7 separate regions of the Homo sapiens genome follow, and all the other regions are linked to region 1. The links are chromatin contacts, found by Hi-C or POLR2A ChIA-PET in ENCODE. All regions are on one chromosome and are shown on one strand. The core of a region is the stretch at or near the end of the contact, and the rest is flanking DNA. Distances in the headings are between cores, read along the strand shown.

The links. A loop is a pair of places that touch in the nucleus more often than their neighbours do. ChIA-PET counts read pairs that join two places held with the same protein, here RNA polymerase II (POLR2A). Pooled maps may share reads with other maps.
Region 2: a loop to region 1 is called in a pooled map, with 7 times the contacts of the local background. The contact joins two enhancer-like sites. A Hi-C loop is called at or near these places in 2 of 37 single-sample maps with no recorded cell type and 3 of 50 pooled maps.
Region 3: a map with no recorded cell type shows a loop between it and region 1 (8-fold over the local background). The contact joins the promoter of APOBEC3B here to the enhancer-like site in region 1. A Hi-C loop is called at or near these places in 10 of 37 single-sample maps with no recorded cell type and 5 of 50 pooled maps. POLR2A ChIA-PET finds 5 or more read pairs at or near these places in 1 of 52 experiments (activated B cell).
Region 4: a pooled map shows a loop between it and region 1 (4-fold over the local background). The contact joins the promoter of APOBEC3C here to the enhancer-like site in region 1. A Hi-C loop is called at or near these places in 2 of 50 pooled maps. POLR2A ChIA-PET finds 5 or more read pairs at or near these places in 2 of 52 experiments (GM10248 and activated B cell).
Region 5: a loop to region 1 is called in a pooled map, with 3 times the contacts of the local background. The contact joins two enhancer-like sites. A Hi-C loop is called at or near these places in 7 of 37 single-sample maps with no recorded cell type and 4 of 50 pooled maps. POLR2A ChIA-PET finds 5 or more read pairs at or near these places in 2 of 52 experiments (GM10248 and OCI-LY7).
Region 6: a pooled map shows a loop between it and region 1 (9-fold over the local background). The contact joins the promoter of APOBEC3H here to the enhancer-like site in region 1. A Hi-C loop is called at or near these places in 1 of 37 single-sample maps with no recorded cell type and 3 of 50 pooled maps.
Region 7: a loop to region 1 is called in a map with no recorded cell type, with 9 times the contacts of the local background. The contact joins two enhancer-like sites. A Hi-C loop is called at or near these places in 4 of 37 single-sample maps with no recorded cell type and 4 of 50 pooled maps.

The regions. Positions count from the first base shown.
Region 1 is chr22:39,444,777-39,448,128 of GRCh38, forward strand. No RefSeq gene overlaps it. Among named protein-coding and RNA genes, the nearest start is that of MGAT3, 11 kb to the right of the region's middle. RefSeq lists enhancers at 2,189-2,238, 2,469-2,658 and a silencer at 2,883-3,074. Within about 2 kb of position 1,490, at least 9 of the 41 ENCODE cell types and tissues checked have a DNase peak (open chromatin) inside an H3K27ac peak, as active enhancers do; they include OCI-LY7, where a contact is called at or near this core.
Region 2 is chr22:38,940,109-38,943,460 of GRCh38, forward strand. No RefSeq gene overlaps it. Among named protein-coding and RNA genes, the nearest start is that of APOBEC3A, 16 kb to the right of the region's middle. Within about 2 kb of position 1,708, at least 6 of the 41 ENCODE cell types and tissues checked have a DNase peak (open chromatin) inside an H3K27ac peak, as active enhancers do.
Region 3 is chr22:38,981,027-38,984,378 of GRCh38, forward strand. APOBEC3B (apolipoprotein B mRNA editing enzyme catalytic subunit 3B) reads left to right here and starts at 1,321. Exons shown (of 8, transcript NM_004900.5): 1 at 1,321-1,444; 2 at 3,049-3,205. The coding sequence starts at 1,428. RefSeq lists a silencer at 1,455-1,504.
Region 4 is chr22:39,012,382-39,015,733 of GRCh38, forward strand. It overlaps APOBEC3C (apolipoprotein B mRNA editing enzyme catalytic subunit 3C), which reads left to right and starts at 1,876. Exons shown (of 4, transcript NM_014508.3): 1 at 1,876-1,998; 2 at 3,214-3,352. The coding sequence starts at 1,982. RefSeq lists enhancers at 1,088-1,706, 1,683-1,977, 1,707-2,324, 1,897-2,006 and a silencer at 2,117-2,166.
Region 5 is chr22:39,071,155-39,074,506 of GRCh38, forward strand. No RefSeq gene overlaps it. Among named protein-coding and RNA genes, the nearest start is that of APOBEC3G, 4.4 kb to the right of the region's middle. RefSeq lists a silencer at 1,672-1,751. Within about 2 kb of position 1,522, at least 3 of the 41 ENCODE cell types and tissues checked have a DNase peak (open chromatin) inside an H3K27ac peak, as active enhancers do; they include OCI-LY7, where a contact is called at or near this core.
Region 6 is chr22:39,095,459-39,098,810 of GRCh38, forward strand. APOBEC3H (apolipoprotein B mRNA editing enzyme catalytic subunit 3H) reads left to right here and starts at 1,786. Exons shown (of 5, transcript NM_181773.5): 1 at 1,786-1,885. RefSeq lists enhancers at 908-2,107, 1,430-2,317, 1,648-1,987, 2,318-3,204.
Region 7 is chr22:39,116,437-39,119,788 of GRCh38, forward strand. No RefSeq gene overlaps it. Among named protein-coding and RNA genes, the nearest start is that of APOBEC3H, 21 kb to the left of the region's middle. RefSeq lists enhancers at 1,305-1,404, 1,415-1,564. Within about 2 kb of position 1,620, at least 7 of the 41 ENCODE cell types and tissues checked have a DNase peak (open chromatin) inside an H3K27ac peak, as active enhancers do.

The DNA of each region.
Region 1 (3,352 bases), core at 240-2,739:
TCTCCTCTTTCCAGCCTCCCATCTCCACCCCAGCCACCATTACCTCCCCTGTTTCCCAGCGCCTCTGCCAGCTCTCCCCACTGCCAGTCTGGCCCCATCTGATCCATCTCAGACCAGCGACATCCAATCATTCCTCCAGCGAATATGCATCGAGCACTTAGTGTGCGCTCAGCTCTGATTGGGAACCAAAGAAAGGCCCTGCCCAGTGGAGAGACAGACAACAAACAAGGAAACCTAAGCGCGTCCTCTGACAGCCAGCAGCAACACGCGCCAGGGGGATAACAGGAGGAATCTGAGAAGGGATCCACGGGGCGCCTTCTCTGTGCCTTCAGGGCCATGGCTCCAGACCCTCTAGCCTTGTCAGGACTGCTGTGAGCTGTGAGTCTGGTCCTAGCCTGGCCAGCCTGGACCAGGCCACCAGCTCCACATGGCCATCACATTGCATGGCAGCACAGTGTGATCTTGGACGAGTCACTTTCCAGTTCTGAGCATCAGCTTGTCCACCTGTAGGATGAGCTTGGTGGCAAGAACACTGCAGGAATCACCAGGGCCCTGAATCCTCCTAGGAGCTGGAGGGTTGGCCCTGTGAGGAAGGAGTGACTTTCATCCCGACCTGATTTAGAAACAGTCTCTCTCCTGCCAGCTGCAGTCAGTGGGGGCTACGTCATACCCCTCATGAGACGGTGGAAGGCTCAAAAGTGATGTGGTTCATGCTGAGACATGGCCACAGTAAGTGTCCCCACAGCAGCAGCCCTTGTTAGAATCCTGCTGCTCCGTTCCCTGGAGACTTTGTCCAGCCGGGGAGGGTCTGCCTGGATTCAGCCGTCTCCAAGCCTCTAATAGTAGTGAAAACGGCTGGTGTTTCTCCGACACAGCCCCTGGGCCAGTGTCACAAGCACCACTCACAAGGCTCGCTCATCCTGCACCATCACTCCAGACCATGCTGGTGCTTTTACTGTCCCTCTTTGGGGGGATCCAAATCTAGGAAAGGCGATGTAACTCACCCAGACCTCCGGTGGGAGCAGGCCTTGTGCCTGGTCCGCCTGCCATGTCACTGTCTCTGCGGTGTTGGCTGGGGCGGCCCCCTGGCCTCCCTCCCAGGCCCAACGCCTGGCAGGGGTGGCTGGAACAGCTGGGGGAGGCGGCCCCTCTCTTCCCTGTGTGGTCCAGGGCCGCTCTCCCCCTGGATTTCCCTCCATAGCTGCTGACCTCCAAGCTGGAGGAAAAGGACATTGCAAGGCCACTTGAGGCCTAGCCTGGACATTTCCTCATCCTAGTGGGCAAAGCAAGTCACAGGCCTGCCCAGGTTGCAGGGAGGGGAAAATGGTGGACATGCTGCCAGGGCCGGGGAGGGAGGGGACCCTGCAGCCATCTTGGCAGACATCTCCCACCCAAGGACCCCAAGCCTCAGAGCCGTCCTTAACTGCTGGCAGCCTCCAGTGGGGCAGGGCAGCAGAGTGTATGGTGATCCCCATGCTTGCAGAAGAGGCCCAGGAGGCTCGAGGCCCAGCTGGGGGTGAGTAGAGGAGGATAAGCGGGCTCTGGACAGGCCCCAGCGTAACCAAAGGCCATTTCCTCCAGAGGCCCCGGCTCTGTCCCCGTCCCTGAGGGTGTTTTCCCGGGAATGAGCTGGGCCTGCTCCTCCTGCAGGTGATAACACTTGGCCCTGCCTGGGGTTTCCGAAAGGCGGAGGGCGCCACACAGCAGCCGCTCCCTGGCCCCGCCTCGGCCTCACAGACTCTGGAGTGCAGCAAATGTCCCCAGACAGTGATGTTCACTGAGGGTAGCAGGGGGGAAACCAGGGTGGATCTTTCCTCTCCTCCAACCCCTAGAGGCCTCGTGAACCTTTCAGTGGCCTCCCAGCACAGGTGCTGCCACTCATTAGCTGCCTGATCTTGGGAAAGTTAACTTCACTGCTTCATGCCTGTTTCCTTATCTGAAAAATGGGGAGAAAGGAAGGGCAGACACGATTGCTCTGTGCCAGGCCCCGTTCTAAGCACTTTGCATCTAGCAACTCATGCAAGCCTCCCAACAGCCCTGTCAGGCGGGGTCTGTTATGACATTCCTCACTTTACAGATGAGGAAATGAAGGCACAGAGAGGGCAAACAAGTTGCCTGAGGTCACACAGTGAGTCAGTGAATCTCGGAGTTGGGCCCAGGTAGCCCAGGTCTGTCTTGTTAGCTGCCATGCCCAACATCACGGCCTGGCGTGACAATGCAGGATGATGCCAGCCCGTGGTCAGTGATGTGGGTTTGCTTCTGTGGTTATCATCCCCGTGCTCTTTCCGGAGCCCGAACTGCACCTGCTCCGCTAGTGCCTGTGCTCCGCCTCCTATTCCTTCCCTTTTCTATACCATAGTGTGGCTGAGGTTGTTTTAAACCTGAATTTGTTTGAGCCCCTGAGCTTTCTAGTTGCAGTTCATTGCACTTCGCAGAGCAACTGGCAGGAAGTGTGTGTGGTGGCCAGAGCTCTCGCCGCAGATGCAGGCCGTGTTAACGGAGCGCAGGGCAGCCAAGGCAGGTGAGAGACCCTTTGTGTGCATCTATGCAAGTCAGGACATGTCGGGGGAGGGCAAATGGAGAGTAACTGGGATGGAAAGGTCTGGAAACCATGTCATAGGAGGAGGCGCTAAAGAACCTGGGAGGAGGCCGGGCGCGGTGGCTCACACCTGTAATCCCAGCACTTTGGGAGGCCAAGGCAGGCAGATAACGAGGTCAGGAGTTCAAGACCAGCCTGACCAATATGGTGAAACCCTGTCTCTACTAAAAATACAAAAAAAATTAGCTGGGTGTGGAGGCACATGCCTGTAGTCCCAGCTACTTGGGAGGCTGAGGAAGGAGAATCACTTGAATCCGAGAGGCAGAGGTTGCAGTGAGCCAAGTTCGAGCCACCACACTCCGGCCTAGGTGACAGAGTGAGACTCCGTCTCAAAAAAAAAAAAAAAAAAAAAAAAACCTGGGAGGAGAAGTGGTGGAGGGACCCTTGCCAAATGTCTGGAGGACCGCCGTGCCAATGAAGAAGCTGGCTTGCTCTGCCCAGTTCCAGGCAGCGGGTTCTAGGGTATCTAACAGCCAAAGTGGTCACATAATAGAGTGAGAGAGTGAGCGCCACATCACAGGACGTGTGTAAGCAGTGGCATGAGACTGGGGCCACAGGAGATGACCTTGAAGCCCCTCTCCTCACCCAGGTCACAGGTGTGAGGCCCAGTGGAACCATATTTGGCCAGTTCCCCAGCCTCAGAGCATGCTTGAGCTAAAGGTCAGTGGCTAAGCCTCCTACCGCCAGCAGGAGACCCTGTGGCCGATCCCAGATTTCCTGAGTGAATTTCTCTCTTCTTCCAGTTCTACTCGC
Region 2 (3,352 bases), core at 458-2,957, 500 kb before region 1:
TATAACTTAGAGTTAATTGCAAAAGCTTAGGTTTGCAGTTGATGTAACCACCGGCCAGATGGGGTGGAGGCTTTCTCCAGAATCTCAGGTGGCTCATGCATGTCATTCGATTTGTTCCCCCTCCACTGGAAACTGGTGTTCTGACTTCTATTATCATAGATTAATTTTGCCTGTTTTTGAACTTCATAGAAATTACACAGTATGAATTCTTTTATGTGTGACTTCTTTTGTTCAATATTACTTTTGTGGGGTTCACTGATGCTTTATATGCCAGGAGTTCATTCATTTTTATTGCTGTGTAGTATTCCATTGATGGAGAGAGTACAATATATTTACCATGTATAACATATTCACAATATATTTTAATATATATTTTAAATTATAATATATTAAAATTACATTGTATATAATTTATATATTAAAATAATTTTATATATTATAATATATTTTAATATATGCCATTGTTGCTGGACAGACCGAGTTATTTCGAGTTTTTGGCTGTCATGAATAAAGCGAAATGAACGTTCTTTTTTTTTTTTTTTTTGAGAGTCTCGTTCTGTTGCCCAGGCTGGAGTGCAGTGGCACCATCTCTGCTCATTGCAACCTCCACCTCCTGGGTTCAAGGGATTCTCCTGACTCAGCCTCCCGAGTAGCTGGAATTACAGGTGCATGCCAACACGCCTGGCTAATTTTTGTACTTCTTTTTAGCAGAGATGGAGTTTTGCCATGTTGGCCAGGCTGGTCTCAAACTCCTGACCTCTGGTGATCTGCCTCCCTCAGCATTCCAAAGCGCTGGGATTACAGGCGTGAGCCACCGCGCCCAGACTGTGAACGTTCTTATGCAGCCTTTTGGTGGACATAGCATCTATTTCAGTTGGATATTATAATACCTAGGAGTGGCATTGCTAAGTCATGGAGTAGATGCTTGTTTCGCTTTAGTAGCTGCAACTAAACATTCTATGCTGCCCCTTTTATGCTACCATCAGCAATGTAAAAGAGTTCCATCCTTGACAATATTTGATGTTGTCAGTCTTTTGGATTTTAGCCATCCTGGTGGGGAGGGGCTAGTGGTATCTCACTGTGGTTTTACTTTACATTTCTCTGATGATTAATGAGGTTGACCACATTTTCATGGGTTCACAGGCCATTTTGATATCCACTTTTGTAAGCTGCTCCTTCAAGATTTTGGCCCATTTTATAATGGGCTCTTTTTCTTACTGATTTTCTGGAGCTCCTTATATATTTGGGAGATAAACTCTTTGTTAGGTAGATATAGTGCAGACATCTTTTCCGAGTCTATGATAGGCCTTTTCACTCCCTTACTCCCTTAATGGTGCTTTCTGATGAAAGTCTGTGCTTTTCTTACTAATTCCTGGTTATAGTATCGTTTTATTTCACATTGTGGATGAGGTTAAAAGTTGTTGATATAACACACACTAGTTAAGACAACATCCTGGAGAAGGGAACACGGCGCAGAGGATTTTCTCCTCTAGGCTGCTTCCGGTTTTCGGAGTCAGTCATACTGACCCTCTGGTTTTAGTTCCTTGGGTGGTTTCCTCGGGGAACCACTATTTCTTGATTTACTAGCTCTTGATGGTATCTACTGCCTTCCCTCCGCGAATATGAGAGTTTCGCTCTTATAATTCTCCAGAACTTCCCCTCCCCTCCTCTCCCCTCCTCATGTAGTTGCATCAGTGCCCTCAGGTCCCCCGTGGGCAAACGCCCACAGCTTCAAGTGCTTGCTGAAACTCAACAAGAAGCAGAATCACTTGACTCAACCTTGTGAATCAGCCGCTGACACTTCCCTCACTCCTCTTCCAGCCTCCCTCCTCATTCCATCTTGACCTCTTTCACTTTCGCCTTCACATTATTAAGGTTGAGAATGTTTATATTAATTTTGTGAACATATCTCAGCCTCCCATGTCCTGTCTATAGATTGAATCTAAATGTTGAAAACCCAGTCTTTGGGGTTTACATCACCGTACTTATAGGAACGTGCATCTCACCAACCTCGGTCATGATGACTTACCTCTCCCGAATCTTCCTGTCTTAATGCCGTTCCAAAAAACATCTTCTTCATGTGGCAGCCAAATGGTTCCACCTTTTTGATTTTCCACCGATGATGCTTACAATCGTGCCATGATCTTGTTGGCCTCCTCCTTGGACCATGGCTGTAGAGTGTGGAAAGGTGTTAACTCTTCAACCTTTTCTGTCTGTCCAGTGTAGAAAAGGGTTAACCTTTCCACTCTGTGAGCCGCCCCCCATGTTTCCTTTTTTTTGAGATGGAGTCTCACTTTTGTCACCCAGGCTGGAGTGCAGTGCCACGATCTCAGCTCACTACAACCTTCGCCTCCTGGGTTCAAGTGATTCTCCTGCCTCAGCCTCCCAAGTAGCTGGGATTACAGGTGCCTGCCACCACACCTGGCTAATTTTTGTATTTTTAGTAGAGACGGGCTTTTGCCATGTTGGCCAGGCTGGTCTTGAACTCTTGACCTCAGGTGATCCACCTGCCTTGGCCTCCCAAAGTGCTGGGATTACAGGTGTGAGCCAGCGCACCCAGCTTCCCCCACGTTTCTAGGTAGCCATGGTTAGTTTCTTTTGCTTGCAACCAAAGATCTCTAATAGGTAAAGAAGGTGATCCAAGATTCCAGGAAACAGGAAACAGAAGGAACGTGCTGTGGGGAGATGAAACAGAAGCTCCGGGTGAGACCAGGGCAGCACTGACCACTCCACAGCACCTGGCTGTGTAGCTGCTCTGGGTTGGACTCGCCTGCCCAGCATCCCTTCCTCTGCTGCCTTTGGGGAACCGCCTCTCCTTTGATTGTCATCTTGATTGATTTGTGGACAAGACAACCCAGGCCCCTGCCCTCTCCAGGACTAGGGCCAGTTCAGAACCCAAACCCAATCTGACTCCCCTGGAGCTCTGACTCTGAACAAAATAAGACAAAACCAGAAAACACGGTCAGAGCAATGTGGATCCCAGTGGTTGAGACCTCCAGGGCTGTGCATGGGTTCCTGCTCCTGGACCCTGCACTGTCACTCGTTCTTGTGCTTCCTGAGCCCAGATTCTGTAATTTACCCTTCAACCCCGTGAGCTCTGTTACGTTTCTCGTTAGCTATGGTCCACTTCTTTTGCTTGAAACCGAAGATCCCTAATGGATAGAGAAGGTGATACAAGATTCCAGGAAACAGGAAGCAGAGGGAATGTGCTGTGGGGAGACAGAGGCGCCACAGCCCCCTATCGGCGACACCTGGCTCCAAGCAGTTTTTTTCTCTGGTTCTTAAGCCTCTCTCCTCCCCGACTCACCCTCCCTCCCTGAAGGTGTCTTCTCTGCTTTTGCCTTTGAGATGG
Region 3 (3,352 bases), core at 71-2,570, 460 kb before region 1:
TTTCTGATAAACGGAACTGTTTATTTTCCACCGATGGTCTTATCCTTTGTCCATCTCTTTCTGACGGCAACAGAAAACTTCACCTTCCAGAGGAGCGCCTCTGCCTGGCTGTCCCACCGTCTGGGAAGTAAGGAGCGCCTCTGCCCAGCCCCCGCACCGTCTGGGAAGTGAGGAGCGCCTCTGGACGGCCCCCGCACCGTCTGGGAAGTGAGGAGCGCTTCTGGACGGCTCCCAGCAACCCCCCAGGTGTGAAGTGACAGCCCTGTGTGTGATCTTTCTGCCCTCCCCAAGTTTGCATTTTCGACAATAAAATTTACTTTTAAATTAAAAGATTTATACTGGGGAAGATTTAAAAAAAAAAAAAGAAAGAAAAGAAAACTCACCTTCCAAAAACAACCACTGGGAGTCCGCTTTGTGCAGAGGTTGGACAAGCTTCTGTGCAGGTAGGGGCGCTGCTGCTCCCCCTACCACCCACGCATCCTCCTCCCTGTCTGCATTCCCGTCGTCGTAGCCAGAGGAGTTCAGAGCCTCTACAGAGAGCACAACTTCTCCAGCTGGAACAAACTCCCCTTAAAGGAATCTATTTAGGAAGATTATTTCAATGTACATTCATTCCTCCAAAATATGCTTAGATGGACTTAAATAATCAGAAAGCTGTGTGTGTATGTGTTTCCCGTTTTCTTGGCCCACAAAGAACCCCTTGAGAGGTCCCTGGGCAGTGAGCCTGTTTATAGACACCCTTCTCCCTTCCTTGGTGTCGCAGACATCGCAGTCCCTCTGAGGGGCTGACCTGCCCCCCACCTTCTGGAAGCTGGGAGGTTGGAAGAGGGGACGCATGCCATGGACCCAGCACACAGCTGGGAACTCGAGGCACACCTAAGCCTTCCCTTGTGCTGTGCGGAGTCCACACTTCCTTCCCCACTGGAGTCTCAAAACCTCCCCTCACTCAACAGGGTGGTGCTGCTCAAAGCTCTGGGCACACATTAGGGCTGGGGAGGGGGTGGTGGAGAGGGGGCTCCAGCCTGCCCAACCACCAGGCAACGGGGCACCTGCCCCTCTCTCAGCTGGGTCTGGACCCGCCTCCCAGGCTCAGGCTGCAATGCCTTTCTCTTTCTCTTTGCAATTCCGTTGGGTCCTGCCCAGGACAGATAAAGACAGAGCAGCCTGTCTTTATTGGAGGTTCCTCTGCCAGCGGGAAGGGTCCGGGGAAAACCAGAGCCAGAGCCAGAGCCAGAGAAACATGAAGCACCCCGGGGCCTCCCACACCAATGCCTGAGCAGGAATGGGGAGGGGCCATGACTCATAAGGCCCTGGGAGGTCACTTTAAGGAGGGCTGTCCAACTGCAAGGACGCTGTAAGCAGGAAGTGAAACCACAGAGCTTCAAAAAAAGAGCGGGACAGGGACAAGCGTATCTAAGAGGCTGAACATGAATCCACAGATCAGGTACCGCTGCCCACTCTGCCTGCTGGGCCCCTCCTGCCCCTTCCTGCCTGGTGGTCCTGCTGGGCCTCAACCCTGGCCTCCCCCCGCCCCTGCCCCAGCCCTGGGCTCCCTCCCCTCTGGCTCCCCTGCCACACGAATCCCAGTCAGGCTCTTTGTCCTGCTGTGTGGTCACCCCACTGCTGCTTCTGAATGGGCTGCCTCCCCTACCTGCACCAGCCCAGGCCCCGTGCTGAGACTCTCCCTTAAAGTCATGCCCGGACTGGTGCTCCCCGCCCTGGGAGGGTGCTCCCTCTGTGTGCTTCCTGCCACTCCTGAGCTCAGAAACTGGGAGAATTGAACCAAAGGGTAATTGGAGCAATCAGGCATTTTTGTTCTCAGTGTTTTGATGAAATTTCTGTAAGAATTACTTTGCTTAAATACAAAGTCTTAGGAGAGGGTGCGGGGGTAGGAATGGTCTCTGAAGCACATGATAAATCGTGTCATCCAAGGATGACTCCATGGTGAGCAGATGTCCCCAGACAGGTTCCACTCCAAGGTCACTCTTCATCTTTTAGAACATGACCAGTGGTTGAGCGTGGTGGCTCACACTTGTAATCCCAACACTTTGGGAGGCCAAGGCGGGCGGATCATGAGGTCGGGAGTTTGAGACCAACCTGGCCCATATGGTGAAACCCCGTCTCTACTAAAAAACATACAAAAATTAGCCAGGCATGGTGGCGCATCTCTAGTCCCAGATACTCAGGAGGTTTAGGCAGGAGAATTGCTTGAACCTGGGAGGTGGAGGTTGCAGTGAGCTGAGATCATGCCACTGCACTCCAGCCTGGGCGACAGAGTGAGACTTCATCAAAAAAAAAAAGAAAGAACATGATCAGTAACATGGAATGTGAGAATGTGGGAAAAAAGTGCAATGATGAGGAGAAATGCTCTGATTTTAAAATTTAGTGAAAAGAGAGCCCAGTCCCCAACAGCTTTCTCCTACAGGATCCGTGATGCAGAGGCTGGACAGGGCTGGCCTGGAAAGGGGCCCCTGCTCCATCCGTCCCCAGCTCTGTGGCCTCGGCAGGTTACCCCGCCTCTCTGTGCCTCTGGCATCTCCTCTGTAAGATGGGAATGGCCCCTGCAGGCCTAGGGTAGCCTCACGTGAGCTCACACCCGCTCAGCACTTAGAAGAGTGGCCTGGGCCTCAGAATTCAGTTCTACCATGATTTTAAAATAATGTTAACACGCAGAGTGAAACATCAGGAAGGAATTGAGCTGAAAGGTTAAAAGCTATTTTTTAGGGGTGAAGGGTTTTATTCTCTTTTGCATTCTCCTAATGGGTTGGGGAGTGGGTTGGCAGAAATACTAGGAGGGTGGGGAATGTACCCCTGGAAAGGCCAGAGTTGGACCCGAGCTGGGAGAGATCACCCCAGCCCGCCTGCCAGCATCCCCTCCTCTTCCTCTCCCCTCAGTCTTCCTGCCTGGGAAGGCAGCAGAAATTCTCAGGGCTGTGGAGGGGTCGGGGAGGCCCAGGGCCATCCTGGGAGCTGTGTTCAGTGGACATGAGCCCCGAGGACTCCCGGGAGGGCTCCCTGCATGGGCCGGTTTCTCTCTTGTGCCTTCAGAAATCCGATGGAGCGGATGTATCGAGACACATTCTACGACAACTTTGAAAACGAACCCATCCTCTATGGTCGGAGCTACACTTGGCTGTGCTATGAAGTGAAAATAAAGAGGGGCCGCTCAAATCTCCTTTGGGACACAGGGGTCTTTCGAGGCCAGGTACCACCCAAACTTCAATCGAATCACAGGCAGTGTTGCAGGAATTAGAGGACTGGAGAGACTGATATGGGTGAGACAGGAGGATTTATTTAGGTGCACTGGTTCAGCAGACTCACATCCAAAAAGGCTGAGCCCTTAACAAAGACA
Region 4 (3,352 bases), core at 626-3,125, 430 kb before region 1:
TTACAGATTCACAGCATCTCAAGGCAGAAGAGTTTTTCTTAGTACAGATCACAATGGAGTTTCTTATGTCTTCCTCTTTCTACATAGACACAATAACAGTCTCATCTCTCTTTCTTTCCCCCACAAGAACAAACTCCCCTTAAAGGAATCTATTTAGGAAGATTATTTCAAGGATACAATGTACATTCATTCCTCCAAAATATGCTTAGATGAACTTAAATAATCAGAAAGTTGTGTGTGTATGTGTTTCACATTTTCTTGGTCCACACGGAACCCCTTGAGAGGTCCCTGTGGGCCGTGAGCCTGTTTGTAGACACTTGCTTCCACCGCTTGATGTCGCAGACATCGCAGTCCCTGATGTAGGGTCTGGCCCTATGGGGCTTAGTGGGTGTTCTCCCCGTGTGTGGAGATGAGAAATCGTAAAAAGTAAAGACACAAGACAAAGAGATAAAGCGAAAACAGCTGGGCCCGGGGGACCACTACCATCAAGACACGGAGATGGGTAGTGGCCCCAAATGGTTGCGTGCACTGTTATTTATTGCATACAAGACAAGGGGGGCAGGGTAAGGAGGGTGAGTCGTCCAAGTGATTGATAAGGTCGAGCAAGTCACGTGATCATAGGACAGGGGGCCCTTCCCTTATAGGTAGCCGAAGCAGAGAGGGAAGGCAGTATACGTCAGCGTTTTCTTCTATGCACCTATCAGAAAGATCAAAGACTTTAAGACTTTCACTATTTCTTCTACCGCTATCTTCTGAGAACTTCAAAGAGGGACCAGGAGTACAGGAGGAAAGTGGACAAGGAGCGTGACCATTGAAGCACAGCATCACAGGGAGGGGTTTAGGCCTCCGGATGGCTGCAGGCAGGCCTGGATACTATCCAGCCTCCCACAAGAAGCTGGTGGAGCTGAGCGTTCCCTGACTCCTCCAAGAAAAGGGAGACTCCCTTTCGTGGTCCGCTAAGTAACGATGCCTTCCTAGGCACTGGCGTTACCGCCTGACCAAGGAGCCCTCCAGTAGCCCTTATGCGGGTGTGACAGAGGGCTCACCTCTTGCATTCTCGGTCACTTCTCACAACAGCCCTTCAGCACCTGACCCTATACCCACCGGTTATTTCTTGGTTATATTAGTAATACAATAAAGAGTAATATTAAAAGCTAATGATTAATAATATCTACACTAATGATTGATAATGTCCATGATCATCTCTGTATCTAATTTGTATTATAACTATTCTTATTGTAAGTATATTCTTTATTATACTGAAACAGTTTGTGCCTTCAGTCTCTTGCCTCAGCACCTAGGTAATCCTCCGCCCACATCTCTGAGGGGCTGAACTGCCCCCCACCTTCTGGAAGCTGGGAGGTTGGAAGAGGGGATGCGTGCGATGGACTCAGCACACAGCTGGGAACTCGAGGCACACCTAAGCCTTCGCTTGTGCTGTGCGGAGTCCACACTTCCTTCCCCACTGGGGTCTCAAAACCTCCCCTCACTCAACAGGGTGGTGCTGCTCAAAGCTCTGGGCACACATTAGGGCTGGGGAGGGGGTGGTGGAGAGGGGGCTCCAGCCTGCCCAACCACCAGGCAACGGGGCACCTGCCCCTCTCTCAGCTGGGTCTGGACCCGCGTCCCAGGCTCAGGCTGCAATGCCTTTCTCTTTCTCTTTCTCTTCTTTTTGCAGTTCCGTTGGGTCCTGCCCAGGACAGATAAAGACAGAGCAGCCTGTCTTTATCGGAGGTTCCTCTGCCAGTAGGAGGGGCCCGGAGAAAACCAGAAAGAGGGCCAGAGCCAGAGAAACATGAAGCACCCCGGGGCCTCCCACACCAGTGCCTGAGCAGGAATGGGGAGGGGCCATGATTCACAAGGCCCTGGGAGGTCACTTTAAAGAGGGCTGCTCAACTGCAAGGACGCTGTAAGCAGGAAGAGAAGCCACAGCGCTTCAGAAAAGAGTGGGACAGGGACAAGCATATCTAAGAGGCTGAACATGAATCCACAGATCAGGTACCTCTGCACGCTTTGTCCGCCAGGCCCCTCCTGCCACTTCCTGCCAGGCGGTCCTGCTGGGCCTCAGCCCTGGCCTCCCCCTGCCCCAGCCCCACCTCTGGGCTCCCTCCCCCCTGGTTCCCCCGCTGCCCCCACTCCCAGCCAAGCTCCTTGCCCTGCTGTGTGGTCCCACGACTGCTGCTTCTGAATGGGCCACCTTCCCCACTTGCCCCAGCCCAGTCCGCCTGCTGAGACTCTCCCCCGAAAATCATGCCCGGGCTGGTGCTTCCCGCCCTGGGAGGGTGCTTCCTCTGTGTGCTTCCCACTATTCCTGGGAGCTCTGGAACTGGGAGAATTGAACCAAAGGATGATTTGAGCAATCAGGCATTTTGTTCTCAGCGCTTTGGTGCAATTTCTGTAAGATTTACTTTGTTTCAATACAAAGTCTTAGGAGAGGGTGTGGGGGAGGGAATGGTCTCTGTACCAGAAAATAAGTCACTTCTTCCAAAGATGCCTCCACTGTGAGCAGAGTAGGATGCACACGACCCCAGACACAGGCTCCTCCTCTGTGAGCACCGTTCACCTTTCAGAATGACACCTGCAACATGGAGTGTAGGAAAAAATATGATGATCAGGAGAAATGCTCTTATTTTAGGCCAGGCACGGTGGCTTATGCCTGTAATCCTAGCACTTTGGGAGGCTGAGGCGGGCGGGTCACTTGTGGTCAGGAGTTTGAGACCAGCCTGACTAACATGGTGAAACCTCGTCTCTACTGAAAATACAGAAAATTAGCCAGGGGTGCTGGCGGGCGTCTGTAATCCCAGCTACTTGGGAGGCTGAGGCAGGAGAATCCCTTGAACCCGAGGGGTGGAGGTTGCAGTGAGCTGAGATTGCAAACTCCAGCCTGGGGGACAGAGCGAGATGCCGTCTTTAAAAAAAAAAAAAAAAAAGTAGCAGAAAAACTGGGAGGTTGAGGGTGTTCCATTGGTAGCCCCAGAGCTGGGGTTCCAGCTAGGAGAGGTCACCCCGGCCCTGCTGCCCCTGCCAGCGTCCCCTCCTCTTTCTCTCTCCCCGTCTTCCTGCCTGGGAAAGCAGCAGACATTCTCAGGGCTGTGGAGGGATGGGGGAGGCCCAGAGCCCAGGGACGTCCAGGCAGCTGTGTTCAGTGGGCATCAGCCCTGAGGACTCCGGTGCGGGGGTCTCTGCATTGGGGTTTCTCTCTTGTGCCTTCAGAAACCCGATGAAGGCAATGTATCCAGGCACATTCTACTTCCAATTTAAAAACCTATGGGAAGCCAACGATCGGAACGAAACTTGGCTGTGCTTCACCGTGGAAGGTATAAAGCGCCGCTCAGTTGTCTCCTGGAAGACG
Region 5 (3,352 bases), core at 272-2,771, 370 kb before region 1:
GTTTTGCTCTTGCTGTCCAGGCTGGAGTGCAGTGGCACAATCTCAGCTCACTGCTACCTCTGCCTTCCGAGTTCAAGCGATTCTCCTGCCTCAGCCTCCCCAGTAGTTGGGACTACAGGCATGCGCCACCACGCCCGGCTAATTTTGTAGTTTTAGTAGAGATGGGGTTTCTCCATGTTGCTCAGGCTGGTCTTGAACTTGTGAGCTCAGGTGATCCACCCTCCTCGGCCTCCCAAAGTGCTGGGATTACAGGTATGAGCCATTGTATCCAGGCTTTTTTTTTTTTTTTTTTTTTGAGAGGAGGTTTCACTCTGTTGCCCAGGCTGAAGTGCAGCGGTAGAATCACTGCTCACTGCAACCTCTGCCTCCTAGGTTCAAGCAATTCTCCTGCCTCATCCTCCTGAGTAGCTGGGATTACAGGTGCCCAGAACCACTCTACTAATTTTTGTGTTTTTTAGTAGAGATGGGGTTTCACCGTGTTGGCCAGGCTGGTCTCGAATTCCTGACTGCCCACCTCGGCCTCCCAAAGTGCTGGGATTAAAGGCATGAGCCAGGGCACTTGGCCACCCTTCTCCTTGATGGACCCCCGCCAAGCGAATTTGTGCCCACACTAGAGGTCTCGTTTAAAGTAATCATCTCGGCCGGGCGTGGTGGTTCACGCCTGTAATCCTAGCACTTTGAGAGGCTGAGGCCAGCAGATCACTTGAGGTCAGGAGTTGGAAACAAGCCTGGTCAACATGGTGAAACCCCGTCTCTACTAAAAATATAAAAAAATTATCCGGGCGTGGTAGTGGACGCCTGTAATCTCAGCTACTCCGGAGGCTGAGGCAGGCGAATCGCTGGAACCCGGGAGGCAGAGGTTGCAGTGAGCTGAGATCGTGCCATTGCACTCCAGCCTGGAAGACAGAGTGACGCTGCATCTCAAAAAGTAAATAAATAAAAAATAAAAAGAAATTAATTATCCGTTGGCTGGGTGCGGTGGCTCACGCCTGCAATCCCAGCACTTTGGGAGGCCAAGGCGGGTGGATCACCTGAGGTCAGGAATTCAAGACCAGCCTGGCCAACACGGCAAAACCCCATCTCTACTAAAAATACAAAAATTAGCCGGGCGTGGTGGCAGGTGCCTGTAATCCCAGCTACTCGGGAGGCTGAGGCTTGAATCGCTTGAACCAGGGAGGCAGAGGTTGCAGTGAGCCGAGATGGTGCCACTGCACTCCAGCTTGGGCAACGGAGTGAGACTCCGTCTCTAAAAATATTAATTAATGAATTAATTAATCATCTGTTGAAAAGGACCTGTCTCCAAATACAACCACACATTGAGGTAGAGGGGTTAGGGCTTCAATATATTGATTTTTGGGAGAAACAGGGCAACATGGCAACAAGCCACAGTCACTGTGGGCGGGCCTGAGTGGGGAGTGCAGGGGTTCCTGTCCTATGTGTCTGTCTCCCAGGGGAGTCCCGACCTGACCCTCACAGCCCCTCCACTCAGACCTTCCTGCGTGCTCCACCCACCTCATTCCTCCTACACCCAACAGCACCCAGCCCTCCTGCCTCCTCATGCCCCTCCCTTCTGAAATCCCTCCCAGCAGTGCAGCTCTGGGCTAGGACACAGCCTAGGGAACGTGACTGAGAAAGAGCCAAGAAAACACTCAGTGATGAAGTTGGTGTTTAAGTAAGATTTTCAGTGAAAAGTAGAATTGGGTACTACATGGAGGCTTGAGATGTTCAGAGCTTTTTGAGAAAGCAGAACAGAAAGTAGAAGGGCAACCAGGAACCAGAGGTGCCAGAGAACCGGAAGCGCGGGCCCTCCGAGGAGACAGGGAGTGGGCACCTGGATCTTGGGCCTGTCAACGAAGAGTCAAACTCAGTAAAATATTTGAAGAGATGTATTCTCAGCCAAATACGAGTGACCACGGCCTGTGACACAGCCCTCAGGAGGTCCTGAGAACATGTGCCCAAGGTGGTGGGGGTGCAGCTTGGTTTTATACATTTTAGAGGGGCATGGGCCATCAATCAAATACATTTAAGAAATACAGGAGCTGGGCGCGGTGGCTCACACCTGTAATCCCAGCACTTTGGGAGGCTGAGGCAGGTGGATCACGCGTTCAGGAATTCAAGACCACCCTTGCCAACATAGTGAAACCCCGTCTCTACTAAAAATACAAAAAATTACCCGGGTGTGGTGGTGTGCACCTGTAATCCCAGCTACTCGGGAGATTGAGGCAGAAGAATTGCATGAACCCAGGAGGCAGAGGTTGCAGTGAGCCAAGACCACACCACTGCACTCCAGCCTGTGGGACAGAGCAAGACTCTGTTCCAAAAAAAAAAAAAAAAAAAGAAAAGAAAAGGCCAGGCGTGGTGTCTCATGCCTGTAATCCCAGCACTTTGGGAGGCCAAGGCGGGCGGATCACGAGGTCAGGAGATGGAGCCCAGTCTGGCCAACATAGTGAAACCGCGTCTCTACTAAAAATACACAAAAAGTTAGCCGGGCGTGGTGGTGTGCACCTGTAAACTCAGCTAGTCAGGGGGCTGAGGCAGGAGAATCGCGTGAACCCGGGAGGCAGAGGTTGCAGTGAGCCAAGATTGCCCCACTGCACTCCAGCCTGGGCGACAGAGCAAGACACAATCTCAAAAAAAAAAAAAAAAAGAAAAGAAAAGAAAAAGAAAAAGAAAAAAGAAAAAAAGAAACAAAAAAAGTAAAGAAAAGAAATACATTGGTTTAGTCCTGAAAGGTCAGACGACTCAAAGTGAGGGAAGCGGGGTTGGGGGGCTTCCAGGCTACAGGTAAATTTAAACATTTTCTGGTTGAGGATGGGTTGAGTTTGTCTAGAGACCTGGCATCCATAGAAAGGAAATGTTCAAGTTAAGATAAAAGACTGTGGAGACCAAGGTTATTTTGAAGTCTCATAATGGCTGCCTTTAGAGATAATAGATGACAAATGTTTGCTATTCAGGTCTTTAAAAGGTCCAATTAGTTAATCTGTTTAGGACTGGGAAGGCCTAGAAGAAAAAGATCCAGCTATGTTAATAGAGGTTCTTTACAGATGCAAATTTTCCCCCACCGGGGACAACTTTGCAGGGCCATTTCAGATATGGCAAAGAAACATGTTTTGGGGTAAAATATTTTATCTTTCTTCTTTGTCACATAATGTTGTGTCTGAGTCAGATTGGAAAGTAACTCACAATATATAGGGTTAAATAAAACCCATTTGTGCCAGGCGCAGTGGCTCATGTCTGTAATCCCAGCACTTTGGGAGGCCGAGGCGGGTGGATCATCTGCAGTCGGGAGTTCGAGACCAGCCTGGCCAACATGGTGAAACCCCATCTCTACTAAAAATACAAAAATTAGCCA
Region 6 (3,352 bases), core at 536-3,035, 350 kb before region 1:
GCAGGGTCTAGAGGGCTGTCAGGGTGTGCAGGGCGGGAGGATATGGAGGGACAAGCTGGGCAAGGTTCAATGGGACTCCTTGGTGTGGAACCTAGACTCCGCAGTGACTGCCCCTAGTCCTCGCCCTTGGGATTCAACTTTCCTAGGGGTTCTTTGGTTTTTCTTTTTCTTTTCTTTTAGACAGAGTCCCGTTCTTGTCGACCAGGCTAGAGTGCAGTGGCACAATCTCGGCTCGCTGCAACCTCTGCCTCCCAGGTTCGAATGATTCCCCTGCTTCAGACTCCTGAGTAGCTGGGATTACAGATGCCCGCCACCACGCCTGGCTAATTTTTGTATTTTTAGTAGAGACGAGGTTTCACCGTGTTGCCCAGGCTGGTCTCGAACTCCTGACCTCAGGTCATCAGCCTGCCTGAGCCTCCCGAAGTGCTGGGATTACAGGCGTGAGCCACAGCACCTGGCCTGGCTCTTTGGTGTTTATGATCTGAAGGGTGTTGGTTGATATGCATGAAGACGAGGACATGGGTTCCAGAATGCAAATGTGAAGTCCAGGTCCTTCATCTCTGACCTGGGAGGCCCTTTAGGAGCAGTAAGTCCCCTCCCTCGTGTCTCCTCTCCTGCTCCTTTCCATGGAGCAATGAAGAACCTCAAAGTAGCTAGCTGTGGGGGAGAAGGGACACAGGAAGTCCTGGCCAGCACTCCAGCTCTGCTGTTGATTTGCTGTGTGACGTGGGGACAGTATCTTAGCCTCTCTGTGCTTGGGACCTCCTCTGACTGTCAGGATCACTGCCCTCCCCTCCCAGTGCTATCTGGGGACTGGGCTAGATAATGGGCACTGGATCCGCTGGAGATGCAGTCCTGAGCCTGACCCCAGTGCTCATTTCACATCAGGCTCAGGGTCCTGCCAGGAGGCTGAATGCCAAAGGTCAGTGGGGTGGTGGGGAGGGGGCTGCAGCCTGCCCTGTCCACCAGGGGAGTGGCATCTGGTCTATGGTGTCAGCCCTGGTCTGGATCCCTGCTCCTTTCTGTGGCTTCTATTCCTTTCATTTATTTTAGTTTAGTTTAGTTTTTGAGACGGAGTTTTGTTCTTATTGCCCAGGCTGGAGTGCGGTTGGCCAGGTTGATTTTGAACTCCTGACTTCAGGCAATCCACCTGCCTCAGCCTCCCAAAGTGCTGGGATAACAGGCACCGTGACCAGCCATCAATTCCTTTCTTTTTTCTTTCTTTTTTATTTTTATTTATTTATTTATTTTTTGAGACAGGGTCTCGTTCTGTTGCCAGGGTGGAGTGCAGTGGTGCGACGTCGGCTCACTGCAACCTCTGCCTCCAAGGTTCAAGCAATTTCCCTGCCTCAGCCTCCCAAGCAGCTGGAACTACAGGCGCAGGCCACCAAACCTGGCTAATTTTTTGTATTTTAGCAGAGACGGGGTTTCACCATGTTGGCCAGGATGGTCTTCATCTCCTTACCTTGTAATTTGCCCACCTCAGCCTCCCAAAGTGTTCGGATTACAGGTGTGAGCCACCGCATCTGGCCTTTGTTCTTTTGTAAACTATACCTGGGGAGGGAGTTGAGTCTGGCTGTACCTGGAGAGGGAATTGGGGGTGGGAGGATGGGAGGTGAGCCACCTCCATCAGACTTCCCCTGCCAAGCCCGAGGAAATAGAGAAAGAAAGGAGCCTGAGGGATCTGAAGCACCCCAGGGCCCTCCCACTCCAGTCCCACAAAAGGAAGAGGGTGGAGCCACCCTCATCAAGCAGTGACTTTTTGTGACTTTTGGGAGAGCTGACCTTTTGTGACTTTTGGGAGAGCTGCCAAAAGTGAAACTTAGTGCCTCAGACAAGCAGGGGCAAGTCTGCTAAGGAAGCTGTGGCCAGAAGCACAGATCAGGTACTGCCGCCCACTCTGTCCACTGGGCCCTCTGCTGCCACTTCCTGCCTGGCAGCCCTTCTGTGCCTCAGCCCTGGCCTCCCGCTGCCCCAGCCCCAGCCCTGGGCTCCTTCTCCTCTGGCTCCCCTGCCATCCCCACTCCCACCCAGGCTCTTTGCCCTGCTGTGTGGTCACCCCACTGCTGCTTCTGAACGGGCCGCCTCCCCGGCCTGCACCAGCCCAAGACCCCTGCTGAGACTCTCCCCTAAGAGTCATGGCTGGGCTAGTGCTCCCCACCTTGGGAGGGTGCTCTCTCTGTGTGCTTCCTGCCATTCCTGGGCTCTGGAACTGGGAGAACTGAACTAAAGGATGATGGGAGCAATCTGGAATTTTGTTCACAGTGCTTTGATGAACTTTGTGTAAGATTACTTTGTTTCAATACAAAGTCTTAGGAGAGGGTGTGGGGAGGCAATGATCTCTGAAGCACAAGGCAAATCATCTCTTCCAAGGATGTCTCCACTGTGGGCAGAGGAGGATGCAGATGACCCTGAACACACACTCCTCCTCCATGATCAGTATTCACATTCACCGTTTATAATGACACCAGTAACACGGAATATACGGAAAAACTCAATGATCAGGAGAAATGCTTTTATTTTAAAATTTAGGAAGAAGAGAGCCTGGTTCCCAAAGGCTCCCTCCTGCAGGGCCCGTGATGCAGAGGCTGGCAGGGCTGGCCAGGAAAGTGGCCCAGCTCCATGGCCTGGGCAGGTTACCCCACCTCTCTGCACCTCTGGCCCCTCCTCTGTAAGATGAGAATGGCCCCTGCAGGCCTAGGGCAGCCTCACGTGAGCTCAGATCCTCTCAGCACTTAGAAGAGTGGCCTGGGCCTGGGGATGGAAGTGCTACCCTGATTTTTTGTTTCGTTTTGTTTTTTTGAGAAGGGGTGTCTCAGTCTGTTGCCCAGGCTGGAGCGCAATCTCGGCTCACTACAAGCTCCACCTCCTGGGTTCACGCCATTTTCCTGCCTGGCCAGGCAAAATGGCTCATGCCTGTAATCCCAACACTTTGGGAAGCTGAGAGGGGAGGATCATCACTAAAGGCCAGGAGTTCCAAACCAGCCTGGGCAACACAGGGAGACCCCCTTATCTACTAAAACTAAAAAAATAAAATAAAATAACATGAATAGGTAAAATGCCAGGAATTAATTGAACTGAAATATTAAGAGCTCTTATTTTGAAGGGGAGAATTTTATTCACTTTTCTTATTTTTAATGGGTTAGAGGATGGGTGGCAGAAATACTGGGAGGATGGGAGATCCATCCCTGGAAAGACCAGAGCTAGGGCCCTGAGCTGGGAGAGGTCACCCCGGCCCTGCTGCCCCTGCCAGCATCTCCTTCTCTTCTCCTCTCCCTGGTCTTCCTGCTTGGGAAAGCTGCAGAAATTCTCAGGACTTGGAGGCTTGAAATGCTCAGGGGTTTTCCAGAAA
Region 7 (3,352 bases), core at 370-2,869, 330 kb before region 1:
CTCCCGAGTGGCTGGGATTACAGGCGTGCCACCATGCCTGGCTGATTTTTATATTTTTAGTAGAGATGGGGTTTCGCTGTATTGGTCAGGCTGGTCTCAAACTCCTGACCTCAGGTGATCCATCCGCCTCGGCCTCCCAAAGTGCTAGGATTACAGGTGTGAGCCACTGTGCCCAGCCACAATCTTTTATCTTAACCTCAACATTTTCTTTCTGTTGATCCCAGGTCTTTAGACAAACTAAACCGACTGTCAAGCAGAAAATGTTTAAATTTACCTATAGCCTGGAAGCCCCCTGACTTCGAATTGTCCTGCCTTTCTGGACCAAACCAATATATGTCTCGAATGTATTTGATTGATGTCTCATGCCTTCTTAAATATATATAAAACCAAGTTGCACCCCAGCCACCTTGGGCACATGTTCTCAGGACCTCCTGAAGGCTGTGTCATGGGCCATGCTTACTCATATTTGGCTCAGAATAAATCTATTCAAATATTTTATAGAGTTTGACTCTTTTCGTTGACAGATAGACAGACAGATACTGGCATAGGAATAGACAGGCAAATCTAAGACTTTTAATCTCTCTCTTTTTTTTTTTTTTTTTTTGAGATAGCATCTCACTCTGTCACCCAGGCTAGAGTGCAGTGGCGCGATCTCGGCTCACTGCAACCTCCGCCTCCCGGATTCAAGTGATTCTCCTGCCTCAGCCTCCCGAGTAGCTGGGATTACATGCGCTCGCCACCATGCCCAGCTAATTTTTGTATTTTTAGTAGAAACGGGGTTTCACCATGTTGGCCAGGCTGGTCTAGAACTCCTGACTTGAGGTGATCTACCTGCCTCAGCCTCCCACAGTGCTGGGATTACAGACGTGAGCCATCATGCCCGGCCTTGATCTCTTAATTAAAACATCAATTTGCTGGAATAACAGGATGTATTTTTCTTTTATCATGCAGGACGGAGATGAGTAAAATCTCAGTAATCCTCTTCAGGGTTGACACAGCCCCCTTTTTTAAGTATTTAAGTGCTTAAGGAATATACAAAGATGTTGATTACAACATTATTACCAGGAAATATGGCTATCAATTAGAACCGAAGGCTTCTTCTCAAAGGTTAAGACTATTTTCATATTGAGGTAGTTCAGCAGGGCTGGTTTCACAAGTTACAGATCACAAGGACCCCCTGATAAAACAGGATGCGGTAAAGAGGCCCGGACCAAACCTGCCAAAACCTCTGATCATCCTCACCGCTCATTATATGCTAATTAAAATTAATTCTTGTGCTAAAAGACGCTACCGCTACCACCAGTGACTTGACAGTTTTACAAATGCCATGGCAACATCTATACATTACCCTGTATGGTCCGAAACGGGAAAGAGTCCTCAGTTCGGGGAATCCCCCACCCGCTGCCCAGAAAATTCATGAGTAATTGAATGAATAACTGTTGATAACCTTCAAGTCATGTTCAACAGTAAGCAGGCTTCCAAAGCAATCCACCTTGGGAGCTGTAACCCAGCCTATGCTATAACAACCATAAGATGTTGGTTACTTATTTTCTTCTCTGTTCTTTTCTTCCTCCACATGTGGTCATTGAAGTAGAGGGTGTTCACCAATTCACTAGTAATTGATTAACGTCACATTCTGCCCCCTGGAGGCTGCCTGCAAGATTCATGAACTTGTTTTGCTTCTGAAGAATGAAGATCCTGAGGTCATGCGACCTCCTTGGCGATGTCCAGAAGTTTGATTGACGAAGGGACGCAAACAGCTTTGATCATGGGGGAATCTCACCTCCCGCCCTACCCACCTTACAAAGGAAGGTCAGATTCGAGAGTTTGGGTCTCCCATCCTCAGGCCGTGGCCAAATTGAATAAACCTTTCTCTGCTCCTAAGCGCCCACATGTCAGTGCTTGGCTTACAGCGTGTCAGGTACTCAAACCTACCCTTTGGGGTTCTGCAACAGTCTTTTGACTCGATGGTAACATTGCGTCTCCAACTAAAGAATCTTATCATAAATTTCTCAAATGATTGATGTACTGATCAGTGTGTAACCTGCAGACACTAAATAGGACACTGATTTCTTTTAAGGTGAGCTGAAGTCTGAAGTTCGACTGATTGTCTTGTGTGTAGGCATTCTTATCCTGTATGATGTCATCTGTACCCCATGATGGTGATGGTAACCTCTGTGTTGTACCCTCTAAGGAAAGGAGTCCCCCTCCATTGTTTTTTGTTGTTGTTGTTGTTGTTTTTGAGATATATTTTTGCTCATGACACCCAGGCTGTGGTACTGTGGCACAATCTCGGCTCACCGCAACCTCCACCTCCTGGGTTCAAGCGATTTTCCTGCCTCAGCCTCCCAAGTAGCTGGGATTACAGGCATGCACCACCATGCCTGGCTAATTTTTTTTTTTTTTTTTTTGTATTTTTAGTAGCGACAGGGTTTCACCATGTTGGTCAAGTTGGTCTCAAACTCCTGACCTCAGGTGATCCACCCACCTCGGCCTCCCAAATTGTTGGGATTACAGGCATGAGCCACTGCGCCCAGCTCCCCCTTCCTTCTTTTAAACTTTCCTAAAAAAAACCTTGTGACAGACTCTGAAATACCCCCAACCTTGTTGGTGTGTCTTCCTGGGTCGATCATCACATTTGGCTTCCAATAAACCTTTATCAAATTATTTCTGCCTCAATAGCCTTAATTTCGGTGGACACTCTGGACTGCTTAATAAATGGTGCTGGCACAACTGGCTATCCATCTGGAAGAAAATTGAGTCCTTTTTCATACCATATGCAAAAATAAATTCCAGATGGCTCAGAGCTTCAATGTAAAAAATTAAAATCTTAGAAAAAAATCCAGAAGACATGTACAAAACAGAAATTAGGAAAATCCTTATAATTAAAAGAGAGAATCCAGAGACCTTCAACAAAAATATAGATCTATTTGATTACATAAAATCTAAAATGTCTGTATGGGAAAAGATACAAATAGACAACTAGGCCAGGCATGGTGGCTCACACCTGTAATCCTAACACTTTAGGAAGCCAAGGCAGGCGGATCGCTTGAGGTCAGGAGTTTCAGACCAGCCTGGTCAACATGGTGATACCCCATCTCTACTAAAAATACAAAAATTAGCCAGGTGTGGTGGCGTGTGCCTGTAATCCCAGCTACTCGGGAAGCTGAAGCAGGAGAATCACTTGAACCCGGGAGGCAGAGGTTGCAATGAGCCAAGACTATCCCACTACACTCCAGCTTGGGCAACTCTGTCTCAAAAAAAAAAAAAAAAAATCTGCATGTGACTTTTTTTTTTTTTAAATAGTTAGGGTCTCACTATGTTGGCCAGGCTGGTCTAGAACTCCTGGGCT